2 separate regions of the Homo sapiens genome follow, and region 2 is linked to region 1. Evidence: chromatin contacts called from ENCODE Hi-C or POLR2A ChIA-PET data. All regions are on one chromosome and are shown on one strand. Each heading gives the region's core, a stretch centred on a gene start or an enhancer-like site at or near the end of the contact. The rest is flanking DNA. Distances are from core to core; before and after follow the strand shown.

Evidence for each region. Hi-C counts contacts between places; a loop is a spot of excess contacts on that map. ChIA-PET counts read pairs that join two places held with the same protein, here RNA polymerase II (POLR2A). Pooled maps may share reads with other maps.
Region 2: a loop to region 1 is called in a pooled map, with 4 times the contacts of the local background. The contact joins the promoter of DPCD here to the promoter of NDUFB8 in region 1. A Hi-C loop is called at or near these places in 2 of 168 maps with a recorded cell type or tissue (CD4-positive, alpha-beta T cell and naive thymus-derived CD4-positive, alpha-beta T cell) and 11 of 50 pooled maps. POLR2A ChIA-PET finds 5 or more read pairs at or near these places in 2 of 52 experiments (MCF 10A and Panc1).

Annotation. Positions count from the first base shown.
Region 1 is chr10:100,525,416-100,532,296 of GRCh38, reverse strand. It overlaps NDUFB8 (NADH:ubiquinone oxidoreductase subunit B8), which reads left to right and starts at 2,426. Exons shown (of 5, transcript NM_005004.4): 1 at 2,426-2,530; 2 at 2,791-2,917; 3 at 5,223-5,322; 4 at 5,743-5,898. The coding sequence starts at 2,446. RefSeq lists enhancers at 1,954-2,003, 2,137-2,719, 3,562-3,731.
Region 2 is chr10:101,583,897-101,590,777 of GRCh38, reverse strand. It overlaps DPCD (deleted in primary ciliary dyskinesia homolog (mouse)), which reads right to left and starts at 2,457. Exons shown (of 6, transcript NM_015448.3): 1 at 2,378-2,457. The coding sequence starts at 2,441. It overlaps POLL (DNA polymerase lambda), which reads left to right and starts at 2,521. Exons shown (of 9, transcript NM_001174084.2): 1 at 2,521-2,956; 2 at 3,372-3,532; 3 at 4,622-4,916; 4 at 5,300-5,462; 5 at 5,859-6,176. The coding sequence starts at 3,418. RefSeq lists enhancers at 2,172-2,501, 2,602-2,881.

The sequences.
Region 1 (6,881 bases), core at 1,177-3,676:
AAAATATTTATGAATTGTGTATCTGATCAGGGAATTGTATCTAGAATACATAAAGAATCCTTACAACTCAACAATAAAAAGACAAACCAATTTAAAAATGAACAAAGGGTTTGAACAGATATTCCTCCAAAGAAGGTATACCATGGCCAATAAGCACATGGAAAGATGCTCAGCATTATTAGTCATCAGGGTACTGCAAATGAAAACTGCAATGAAGTACCATTCACAGGCACTTGCATGGTGATACTAAAAAGAGACAATAACAAGTGTTGATAAAGATGTGGAGAAACTGAAACCCTCTCACACACTGCTAATGGGGATGTAACATGTCACAGCTGCTTTGAAAAACAATTTGGCAGTTCTTCAAAAGTTAAACCACAGAGTTACCCTATGACCCAGCAATTCTACTCCTAGGCATATAACCAAAAGAATAGAAAGCATACATCCAGACAAAAACTTATACAAGAATGTTCACAGCAGCATTATTCACAATAGCCAAACAAGCAGAAACAACTCAAATGTCCATTAACTGATAAATGTATAAATAAAATATTGTACTGTACATTCATATAATGGAATATTATACAGCCCAAAAAGGAATGAAGTACTGATATGTGCTACAACACAGACAAACTTTGAAAACATTATTCTAAGTGAAAGAAAATGGACACAAAAGGCCACATATTGCATGATCCATTTATATAAACTGTCTGAATAGGCAAATCCATAGAAACAGAAAGTAAATTAGTGGTTGCCAGTGGGTAGAGGTAGGGGCAACGTGCTAATGTGTATGGGTTTTTTCGGAAGCAATAAAAATGTTTTAGATAGTGATGATGATTGCACAACTTTGTAAATGTACTAAAAATAACTACTGTACACTTTAAAAGGTTTTTTTGTTTTTGTTTTTGTTTGTTTGTTTTTTGTTTTTGAGACAGTCTCACCCTGTCACCCAGGCTGGAGTGCAGTGGCGTGATCTCGGCTCATTGCAACCTCCATCTCCTGTGTTCAAGTGATTCTCTTGCCTCAGCCTCCTGAGTAGCTGGGATTACAAGTGTACACCACCATGCCCAGCTATTTTTGTATTTTTAGTAGAGATGGGTTTTTGCTGTGTTGGCCAGGCTGGTCTTGAACTCCTAACCTCAAGTAATCTTCCCACCTCAGCCTCCCAAAGTGCTGGGATTACAGGCGTGAGCCACCGCACCCGGCCTAAAAGGGTGAATTTATGGTATGTGAATAATATCTTAATAAAAATAAATAAATTAGATCAACTCTGTTTCTTGACCTAAATTGGATCAGGGTTTGCTATTGGTTGAATGCAGATGTTGTGCAATTATTCTGAACATCAACTAGTGATGTCATTTACAAGACAGCAAGTTGCTGTGTAGTCCTTCCCAAAATTTATATATTAAATAGTATATATCCATATTTGTTTACTTTTTATAACTTAAAAAAAAAGAGACGAAGTCTCACTATGTCACCCAGGCTGGTCTCAAACTCCTGGTCTCCAGCCATTCTCCAACCTAGGCCTCCCAAAGTGTTGGGATTACAGGTGTGAGCCACAGCTCCCAGCTTATATGCATTTTTATTGCTCTGATATATACTTGAGAATGTTTATAATAATAGGTTCTGCTCCAAAACAGTGGTCACCTGAAAAGTCACTGGAAATACGTGCATATTTATAATGTGTAAGTTATTCAAATCCCAAGTGAAAACATTCATATGCAAACATAATAATGTCTCCAATTCTTCTGTTGAGTTAGTTTGTTCATTATGGGCCGGTTTGTAATTTGTTTTATCCAAGTCCTACCAACTCTGAGGCTTTAAGCTGTCTCTGGAGAGCTGCCTCTGGTGATAAGTTTAATTTTACATTTGTTGGGTTGAGGTGACTGAGACATGCAGATGGAAACACGGACTGAAACTAAGGAGCCAATTCAGGGCCGAATTGTGTGTTGCACTGGCGTCTAAGTGAAGATCAACCCATTTGGAGAACAGAACAACAAGCAAGACCAACAGGTGAATTTGAAGAATGATCATGTTTGGGGATGGAAGGAAGTGCCCGTGAAGGAGAGGAAAGCAAGCAGCCAGAGAAGAGAGTAAGACAGGCTCATTTCACTAGTACAGCTCCTGGGGGAGGTGGTTAAGCTGTCTACCTGAGTTGCTCAGGTTCCGAGTTCCCATCATCCCTGGATGGGTCTAAGTCAGCTCAGGGAGAAAAAGGACACAACATTCTGAAATGTCAGAGACCTGCCTGGTTTTCCCTTCTTCCCGCTTATCCTTCCCAGCCTCTATCCAACCCTTGGCTTCCCAACTGCGTATTTAAACCCCGCCCCTGTTGAACCCTTCGGCTTTTCTTCACTCCCGGCTTCCTCCGTCACGTTTGGCCCGGCTCAGCCGCCGTGACAGGCCTTTGCGCATGTGCAGAAGGGAAACGTGAAGAAGGTGAAGATGGCGGTGGCCAGGGCCGGGGTCTTGGGAGTCCAGTGGCTGCAAAGGGCATCCCGGAACGTGATGCCGCTGGGCGCACGGACAGGTCCGCGAGAACGGGCGAGACCTCAGTGTGGGAAGGGGGTACCTGAAATTTGGTGTATCGGGAGGGGGGATCGTAGATGCCGCGGCGGCAGCCTCCGGGTAGGGAGTGGAGGTGGCGTTGATATATCCAGAAAATGGGGTGGAGGATCGCACTGATCCTGCGAAGTCCCGGGCTCGGACCTCTGCAGCCCCTGCGACTTGAAGCCTTCGGAGCGGCTGGAGAGCGGGCTCGCTTCTGACCTGTTCTCTTCTGCGTTCTAGCCTCCCACATGACCAAGGACATGTTCCCGGGGCCCTATCCTAGGACCCCAGAAGAACGGGCCGCCGCCGCCAAGAAGTATAATATGCGTGTGGAAGACTACGAACCTTACCCGGATGATGGCATGGGGTGAGACAGAGAGGGTATGCTCGCACCCAAGTAGTGATGGGAGAAGGCCGGCTGGGTTGGGTGGCTTGACTGTGACCCTTTTTCCCGAACCTTCTCGTGACCCCTCAGAGTCAATGGAGTGGGTGCTTTTCTCTGTGGAGGGAGGTGGGAGGGGGGTGGGTGAGCAGCTGCAGCTGAGAGGACTTCAATTTTCTCCTTGGCTCAGGCTGTTTCCTCAAATGAGGAAGCCGAGGTTTTAATGGCTCCCTCGAGGACCCCCGAATAGCAGGAGCCTTCCTTGGCTCTATCCAGAGCGTCGAGTTTCATTTAGATTGAGCATCTGCTGCGCTCAGGTGCTGTCATCCAGGCATGTGACCAGGCTGGAGCTGGACTCCTGTCATGAGAATCTTATTTGTAAACGGAGTACTCTATATTTGTGTGTATGTCTCTTTAAAAAAAATGTTTTTCTGTTAGTGCTGTGGAAATCGTAGCAACTATTAAGCAGATTAAACAGCCAGCCCCCTTACGTACTCCAGTTGATGTTATCCTATCCCTTCCACACTCTTCCGTATCCATACCCACATAACATCCCAATGGTTAATTATCTGAAGTGATTATCATCGCCTTTATTTCCTGTCCTAATGTCACTCTTTCAATCTTGGTTTCAGCAACTTCTATTCTTCTTGTTATACACTCATTTTCTGTAGCATATGTCTAGTTGTCATCATTTCCTGTTTTTTCTTATGTTGTGGACAAGAGCAGCCTTGTTCGAAGCCAGTGTCAGATGAACCTGGATTTGTTGGGGAAAACCCAGCTTAGCAAGAGGTCCCATGAGGTGTTTGAGACGCAGAGATGAATGCCAACTGGGTGGTCAAGAACACAGTTATTACGAGAAGAGTGCTTTTCTAATCTGTACCCTTTTTGTTTTTATTCCAATTAGCTGGGTGACTTTGGATTCAGACTCTAAACTTTAATTTTTCATTTTCTATCTAATGAGGGAATCAGAGTACAGTCATATGTCACTTAACAACAGGGATACATTCTGAGAAATGGGTTGTTAGGTTATCTCCTCATTGTATGAACATTAGGAGTGTACTTACAGAAACCTAGATGGTATGGCCTGCTACACACCTCGGCTTTATGGTATGGCCTGTTGCTCTGAGGCCACAAACCTGTACAGCATATTGCTATACTTAATACTGTGGGAAATTGTAACACAATGGTATTTGTGTATCTAAACATAGAAAAGGTACATAAAAGTATGCTATAAAAGATAAAAAATGGGCCAGGCACAGTGGCTCACGCCTGTAATCCCAGCACTTTGGGAGGCCAAGGCAGGCAGATCACGAGGTCAGGAGATCAAGACCAGCCTGGCTAACGTGGCGAAACCCTGTCTCTGCTAAAAATACAAAAATTAGCTGGGCGTGATGGCAGGTGCCTGTAATCCCAGCTACTTGGGAGGCTGAGGCGGGAGAATTGCTTGAACCCGGGAGGTGGAGGTTGCAGTAAGCTGAGATTGTGCCATTGCCCTCCAGTCTGGGCAACAAGAGCAAGATTCCGTCTCAAAAAAGAGAAAAAGATAAAAAATGGTACATATGTATAGGGCAGCTTTATTATAAACTTATGGGACCCCCTTCGTGTATGTTGTCCGTCATTGACTGAAATGGTATGTGGCACATGACTGTAATTGATTGCTAAATTCCCTTTCATCTCTAATATCACACGATTGTGTGACTTTTTTTCTTTTTATTGAAAGAAGTTTGGGGAAGCTGGGTTTTTTTGTTTTGTTTTGTTTTTTTCAGACAGTTTCACTCTTGTTGCCTAGGCTGGAGTGCAATGGTGCGATCTGGGCACACTGCAACCTCCACTTCTTGGGTTCAAGTGATTCTCCTGCCTCAGCCTCCTGAGTAGCTGATATTACAGGCACCTGCCACCACACCCAGCTAATTTTTGTATTTTTAGTAAAGGTGGGGTTTCACCATGTTGACCAGTCTGGTCTTGAATTCCTGACCTTAGGTGATCTGCCCACCTCAGCCTCTCAAAGTGCTGGGATTATAGGCATGAGCCACCACACCTGGCCCAGGGAAGGCTTATGTACATTAAAATATTTCAGAGTTTGCCATGAACTTTTAAATACAGTGTGGACTTCTATGGTTAATTCTGTGCTTAGTGACTAGAACTTGAGCTCTTGCCTTGAGGTTTAGTTCCTTTGTCCTTAGGTGAGGCAGTTATCTCTGTCACTTTGTTTCTCATCTATAAGATGAGGAGACTCTGAATTGTCTGAGGCTGCTCACAGCCCTTTCCAGAAGTTCTTGCTGTCTTTCAGGTATGGCGACTACCCGAAGCTCCCTGACCGCTCACAGCATGAGAGAGATCCATGGTATAGCTGGGACCAGCCGGGCCTGAGGTTGAACTGGGGTGAACCGGTAAGAGAACCATATCTCATTTGACCTTCCTTCTCTCTTTGTCTTCTTGGCGATTCTTTAGCTCAGATGGCACTTCTTTGACCAAGTAACACTAAGCTTTCCTGCTCAAGGAAGCAAGGTCCAGTGATGTGAGATCTGAGATTGCATGTGGCACACTGAATGGGACGTCTGGGAATCATGAAACTCTGTACTGTGAAAGTTGTGCACTTCCATGATGGAGCTGTCCCTATTCAGCAGAACCTAGACAGAGGCCAGCATCTAATCCTGTAGGGCAGTGTGCCTCAGACCTGGTTCTCAGCATATTGTCCCAGGGCAGTAGAATGCTTCTGTCTAGCCTTGTATCAGGCTCTAATCACTGGGGACTTGCCTGCATTTTGCAGGAAGAGTAGTATGTGACAGCTATTTGTCTTTCTGCCTCAGATGCACTGGCACCTAGACATGTACAACAGGAACCGTGTGGATACATCCCCCACACCTGTTTCTTGGCATGTCATGTGTATGCAGCTCTTCGGTTTCCTGGCTTTCATGATATTCATGTGCTGGGTGGGGGACGTGTACCCTGTCTACCAGCCTGTGGTGAGTATCCGAGAAGTGCTCCCTTAGGCACGCTTGCTTAGCCCCATTTCCTGAGGGAGTGAAGTCTCTGGGGTAGGAATCCAGTCAATACCAAGCTTGGCTTCCTGGAGTCTTAGGAGATAGGAAGATAGGAGGGCCTTGACCCATTGGCCTGCCACAAGTACCACAGCACTTCTCCACCCCTACTTCTTGGACCAGTCTGGGTGAGTAGATACACTTGAAGACTAGATGAGCAATGAGTGTGTGGAAACCAGCTAGTCACCAGAGTTGCCATTTGGGGATTATATTTATTAACAATATTTCATTAAGTGATCTTTCACAGTAGAGTTAAGGAATCTTGAGTGAAAATCTTATCCTTTGTTGGACTTGTGAAGGGCACGTCCTGTAGTATATTGGAAGCAATTAAGAGTCTACTACAGGCATAGACTTACATTTTGGAGAATGTAAAGGACATAGAAAATGAATTCTCTAGCTTTAAGGAAGTTTAGTTAAGAAAATTTAGATAAGTTACATGAGCAACATTTGAACAGATATATGGGAATTCTGTACAATCTATGTGTATATATGTGTATAGTGAATGTATGTGCTTAGTGGTATGAGTTACTGTCAAGGAGAAGGGCTACCTAGATGCTAACACACACACACACACACACACACACACACACACACACACACACACACGTATGTGCTTAGTGGTATGAGTTACTGTCAAGGAGAAGGGCTACCTAGATGCTAACACACACACACACACACACACACACACACACACACACACACACACACGCTTTGGGTGGTGGGAAGTTGGAGAAAACATTTGGGGCAAGAGAAAACAATGAAGGCGGCCAGGTATGGTGGTTTGCGCCTGTAATCCCGGCACATTGGGAGGCTGAGGTGGGCAGATTGCTTGAGCTCAGGAGTTCAAGACCAGCCTGGGCAACATAGTGAAACCCCGTCTCTACAAAGTATACAAAAAAATTAGCCAG
Region 2 (6,881 bases), core at 1,208-3,707, 1.1 Mb before region 1:
GAGTTGGCATTTGGTGGGTACAGAATTTCACTTGAGCTGAGTGTAGTGGCACATGCCTGTAGTCCCAGCTATTCAAGAGGCTGAGGTGGGAGGACTACATGAGCCTAGGAGTTCAAGGCTGCAGTGAGCTATGATCGTACCCCACAGCCTGGGTGACAGAGCAAGACCCTGTCTCTAAAAAAAAAAAAAAAAAAAGAATTTCCGTTGAGAAAGATTAAAAAGTTCTGAAGATGGTGGTGATAGTTGCACAACAATGTGAATGTACTTAATGCCACAGAACTGTACACTTAAAAATGATTAAAATGCTAAATTCTGTTATGTATTTATTACCACAATAAAAACAAAAACCACTGTCCTATGAGAAAATGTCCTAAATCTTTAGCAAGGCATAAGAGATCTATCACAATATGTCCCAACTTATCTGTCATCTCTCTTCATTTTCCACAACTTCCCCTCATTGCTCCTTGAGAAAAGGGACCTTTTTATTCTCGCTTCCATCCTGGCACCTAGAATAGTACCTGACATAGTTATAGGTGGTTTGTTCTGACTGAGTGACTGCTTTAACATTACTAAACATTTTGTTATTCCTCTAGTAATCAGGCACGTACCTTCACACCTTCACATAGGGTCCTTATATGTGAGTTGTTCTTTGAATAGCTATCCCCTCTTCTTCACTCAGCAAACGCCTATTAATTCTTTTTTTTTTTTTTTTTTCCAGTTTTTTTGAGACAGGGTCTCGCTCTGTCGCCCAAGCTGGAGTGCACTGGCATGATCTCGGCTCACTGCTGCGTCTACCTCGCTGGCTCAAGCGATCCTCTGGCCTCAGCCACCACAAGTAGCTGGGACTACAGGCATGTGCCATGATGCACGGCTTATTTATTTTTTTGTCTGAGACACAGTCTCACTCACTCTGTCACCCAGGCTGGAATGCAGTGGTGTGATCTCAGTTCACTGCAACCTCCATCTCCCGGGTTCAAGCGATTCTCCTGCCTCAGCCTCCAGAGTAGCTGGAATTACGGGTGCGCACCACCACACCTGGCTAATTTTTTTGTATTTTTAGTAGCGATGGGGTGGTTTCATCATGTTGGCTAGGCTGGTCTCGAACTCCTGGCCTCAAGGGATCCGCCCACTCGGCCTCCCAACATGCTGGGATTACAGGCGTGAACCACCACATCCGGCCATAATTTCCGTATTTTTTGTAGAGATGAGGTTTGGCCATGTTGCCCAAGCTGGTCTCGAACTCCTGAGCTCAAATGATCCGCCCACTTTGGCCTCCCAGAGTGCTGGAATTACGGGCGTGAGCCACTGTGCCTGACCTTATTAATTCTTTAGGACCCAGAAACATCATCACTTCTGTTGGGTCTTCCTCCAAAGAGATGTCACTTACACCTTCACTCTTTCCTACCATTTTATACAAGACTACAACCTCTATTTAACGCTTCTTATTATTTAAGTACATGTTTTTCCCAACCACTCTGAGTCCTGGGACAACATATCTTTTTCTTTCTGTTCTAGTTTAGAGCTTGGCACATAGTAAAAGTCTTCCTAAATGTTGCACGAACGAGTAAATGATTTTAATTTCCACAAACTCCAGGCTTCCCTGATTGGCCCCTGCCTGTGAACATGAGTCACCAGTTGTTATCTTGAAAGCCTCAGGAACTTCAGACGCAATTCATCCTGGCTACCCAGTGGGTCCAGAAAGGACCCAAGTGCACAAAGGGGCCGGCATCGGCCAATCCTAGGGTGGGGAAAAGTTAGGTATCCATGCCCCTGTGCCCACTTCTTCCAGGCACAGCCCTTGGTTCTTGCTCTAGCTCCCCTAAAGACACAGAAAATATTTAGAAGTTCACTTAACAAAAATATTACAGCTGGAAAGGACCTCAGAGATAACAATGGTAGTCCATCCACTTCATTTTATAGATGAGGAAAGTGAGGCCCAAACAAGTAAAGGAGCCGACTGAAGCGCCCGTGGTGAATTAATGGCACAGTCGGAACTAGAGCCCAGGCCTCTCTCCTCTCTAAAGTCTAAAACATTCTTGGATTTCAGTTTCCTCTTCTGTAAAACGGGGTGAAAATTAGCCTCTCAGGACAGTGGTGAGGAGCAAATGAGATAATGAATGTAAAAGAAATTACTATATTAGCAACAGAAATCAGAGCGGAGCGAGATGGTGTAGAGGAATCTAAGGGGTGTCCGGAGACATGTGTTCCAGTCATGTCATCTCTGTGAACCTCAGTCTCCTCATCTGCAAATGCAGGACCTGGCCCGGCTGACCGCCGAGACCCTTCCAGCTCTGCCGACCCAGGCCCTGAGGCCCTTCCCGGAGGGCCGGACCCTGAGGGAAAAAAACGAAGGAGCCCGTGGGGACCCTCGAGTTACCGTCCTGCAGCAGCGCAGTCTTCTGGGCTGTCCGCAGACTCTCCAACCAGCCCGTCACCGCCATCTTTCCCCTGCTAAGCAGCACGCCCAGCCGCTGCCATGGCAACCGTTCCAGAGGGTCACTTCCGGCTGACTCGGAAGCTATTCTGGCCATTTGCCCTCCTTCCCCCCTTCGTCCGCTCTCATTGGCTCTGCTGGTAAGTGGTCTATTCCTGCCCACCCCCGGGTGACTAGCTTGGCCAGTAGTCGACCCCACCCGGGGACCGACTCTGGGGGTTGGAGAGACTCTTGGGGCCGGGGTCGGGCACTCCAGCTTTCTTCTAGCCCCGAGCTGGGATTCCCTGGCCTGCGCCAGCTGCGTACACGGCGAGTACACCGCACCTGCCCGGGACTTCACCCGCAGCTGCGAGACTCCTCCATTCCCGGAGGGCTCCCCACACCTGCTGCGGCCGTGCCCCATCTCCCCGCAGCTGCGGCGCTGAGCACCCCCATGTCGAGAGGCTGAGACCAGGACAGGTGCAGGGCGTTCCCACTCACCCCCGAAAGTCCTCCTCCTTCCTCTGCGAGTCTGTGTTGGAGGTAGAGAAATAGTATGTGGGGTTTATGTGCAGGTCCTCCCCAGGCTCCGCTCCATCCCCTAAAGCTCCATTTCCTAGCCCAGCATCCCATTTGGTAAAGCCCTTCGAAGTGGGCCGCAGCAGGGCTGTGCTGAATCTTTAGCGCAACCCCTCTGAGGAATGGTGTCGTTTCCTACTCCTCAAAAGTACCCCCGATGGCACCAGCCTTCCCCTCATTTCCCGTAATACTCCAACTTCGAAAGGCTGGGGAGTGTGAAGCTAGGCTAAACCACTGAAGTTTAACCGGGTTTGAAGAGACCCCCTCCCCCGACCCGCTTCCCCAAACTGGGCTGCTACCCCCAAAGCCTGGTCAGGAAAGACCCTACCTCCATAGGCAAAGGGGTTGGAGGGCCTCAATTCTGGATTTCCACGTGCAGCAGCCCTGACCAACGCTCCAATAGGCCGGGATCCAGCCATACTTCAATGGATCCCAGGGGTATCTTGAAGGCATTTCCCAAGCGGCAGAAAATTCATGCTGATGCATCATCAAAAGTACTTGCAAAGATTCCTAGGAGGGAAGAGGGAGAAGAAGCAGAAGGTGAGCTGACCCAGTCTCAGAACCCTCGTGTGCTTGAACCCACAGCCTTCATGTGCTTCAGCCCTACGTTGTTTATGTCCAGAATCAGATATTGGAGCTGACTCTGCCTGTCCAGGGCCTGCAGGTCTGTTTGTATCTACCTTGTGCTAAGCTTGGTCCTGGGTCTTGGACAGGCTATTTGCTGTGTTACCTTCTTTTCTACCCGAAGACCTCTATCCATCAGAAAAGACTCCCTGGGCCCTCAGGGAATGACCAGTATAATTTTTGCCCTGAGGACTGGGACAGAAACCCCCCTCCATTACCCAGGCTTGTTGTTAGTTGTTTTGCAGCCAAATTGGCAAATAAATGGCAGAGGCTTTGGAGGCAGGGTTGTCGGGTCTGTCAGACTGTAAGGGCAAGAAACGCGCTTTGTTGAAAGAATAAATGATAAAGGATTCAAAGTATGGAGAGAGGCTGGGCGCGGTGGCTCTTGCCTGTAATCTCAGCACTTTGGGAGGCCGAGGCAGGCAGATCACCTGTGCTCAGGAGTTCGAGACCAGCTTGGGCAACATGGCGAAACCCTGTCTCTACTAAAAATACAAAAAATTAGCCAGGCATGGTGGCACACGCCGGTAATCCCAGCTACTCGGGAGGCTGAGGCATGAGAATCGCTTGAACTCGGGAGATGGAGGTTGCAGTGAGCCAAGACGATGCCACTGTACTCCAGCCTGGGCGACAGAGTGAGACTGTCTCCAAACAAAAACAAAACAAAAGAAAACAAAACAAACAAACAAAAAACAAAGTAAGAAGGGAGGAGGCATTCATTAAACAAATATTTACAGGTTACTTACAATGTGCCAGACACTTCTAGATTGCACCAAGGAACAGGACGTATGAAAATCCTTGTCCCTTACATTCAAGTGCTGGCCTGTGAGAAAATTTGCTATATGTAGAAGGAAAGCTGTCTGGATGGAAGGGAAATGCTTATTTTCAGGGTAGGGGACTGTGAACACGTCATTCAGATCATGTTAGAAGTTATGTCGTGGCCAGGGGGTGGCAGATAAAAATTAAAAAGTTACAACAGTAGTCATCTGGATGTTCCTTCCACAGAGTGGCTGAGCTCCCTTCGGGCCCATGTTGTGCGCACTGGCATTGGACGAGCCCGGGCAGAACTCTTTGAGAAGCAGATTGTTCAGCATGGCGGCCAGCTATGCCCTGCCCAGGGCCCAGGTGTCACTCACATTGTGGTGGATGAAGGCATGGACTATGAGCGAGCCCTCCGCCTTCTCAGACTACCCCAGCTGCCCCCGGGTGCTCAGCTGGTGAAGTCAGCCTGGCTGAGCTTGTGCCTTCAGGAGAGGAGGCTGGTGGATGTAGCTGGATTCAGCATCTTCATCCCCAGTAGGTGGGCTGATCCCAGTCTTTTTTTCAAATGTTTTCTAGTAGCATCTTGAGCTCTTTTCTTGAATTATTAAAAATAACTATCATTAATTAAAAAATTAGCCAGGCATGGTGGGGTGTGCCTGTAGTCCCAGCTATAAGAGGTTTAGGTGGGAGGATTGATTGAGCCAGGGAGGTTAAGGCTGCAGTGAGCCTTGATCGTACCACTGTACTCCAGCCTGGGTGACAGAGCAAGACCCTGTCTCAAGAGAAACTCCAAAAACCTCAAAAAACTCGTTTTCTTAATTGGACACACTGGGAAACCAAGTATTTCAGAGTACAGAAGGACTGGGGACAGATACAGGGTGAGACCTTTGGTGTCTTAACCTCCCATCACCATCCCCACAGGTACTTGGACCATCCACAGCCCAGCAAGGCAGAGCAGGATGCTTCTATTCCTCCTGGCACCCATGAGGCCCTGCTTCAGACAGCCCTTTCTCCTCCTCCTCCTCCCACCAGGCCTGTGTCTCCTCCCCAAAAGGCAAAAGAGGCACCAAACACCCAAGCCCAGGTCAGGAGCCTCCCATCCCTCAGAACTCCCTTCCCCTAGGAAGCAGATCACAGAAATGGGGTGGGCCTGGTGGCTGTTCAGAAAGTCCCAGGCCCCTGAGAGAGGAGGGCTCTATTGTGAAGCCATTTAGCTCTTCCCAACACTCATCACTGCTGCATTTATCTAGGCCATATCTAACACATACCACTGGGGATCCTAGGGCTAGGCACTGCGTGGAGCCAAAGGGAACGTGGCCTCACACCCAAGGAGATCCAAGTCTGATGCAGAAGGCCCCGCCTCATTCTTAGGTCTGACTAGAAGACCCTCCCCCCGCACAAAGAAGATGACCCCCACCTTTAAGGATCCCTTCTCTTGGAGAACAAGAATTTATTGTTTTCTTTTCTTCTCTATCCCAAGCCCATCTCTGATGATGAAGCCAGTGATGGGGAAGAAACCCAGGTTAGTGCAGCTGATCTGGAAGCCCTCATCAGTGGCCACTACCCCACCTCCCTTGAGGGAGATTGTGAGCCTAGCCCAGCCCCTGCTGTCCTGGATAAGTGGGTCTGTGCACAGCCCTCAAGCCAGAAGGCGACCAATCACAACCTCCATATCACAGAGAAGCTGGAAGTTCTGGCCAAAGCCTACAGTGTTCAGGGAGACAAGTGGAGGGCCCTGGGCTATGCCAAGGCCATCAATGCCCTCAAGAGCTTCCATAAGCCTGTCACCTCGTACCAGGTACCCAGGGGCTAGAGTGGGAGGAGGGGTCTTTACTGGCCAGTGGTTAGTAACCCCAGTGGGGTTCAGGTACAGTGGTGAAGATTTTATGGGGTCTAGGACTTGCACAAAAGAAAAAAAAGGAAAATTGATGAAAGCAGATTGGCAAAATCTTGATAGTTGTTGAAGCTGGGAGATGTACGATACTTGGGGGTTATATGGATCTCTCTACTTTTGAATTTTTTAACATAATTAAAAGTTTTTTATTTTTAATTTTGTTTATTTATTTATTTATTCATTTATTTAGCAGAGATGGTGTTTTGCCGTGTTACCCAGGCTGGTCTTGAACTCCTGGGCTCAAGCAATCTACCCTCGGCTCAGCCCTGCAAAGTGCTGGGATTACAGCCATGAGCCCTTGTGTCCCGCCTAAAAAGTTGTTTAAAAGAAGTTTGGACTCTGAAGCCTAACAGACCAGGGTTTGAACTCTGGTTCCTGTCATTCACTAACTGTGTGACTCCAGACAAGTTACTTAAACTCTCAAAGCATCAGTTTTCTCATTAGTAAAAAGGGGCTACTATTAAATGAAATGGTCCCTGTAGCACAGGACCTGACATAGAGTAAGCCCTCAGTAAATGTTAGCTCTTGCTGTTGGAATGATGATGATGGTGGTGGTGGTGGTGGTGACTAATATCATCATTATTTTCTACTTCTTACTGCTGGTCTCCA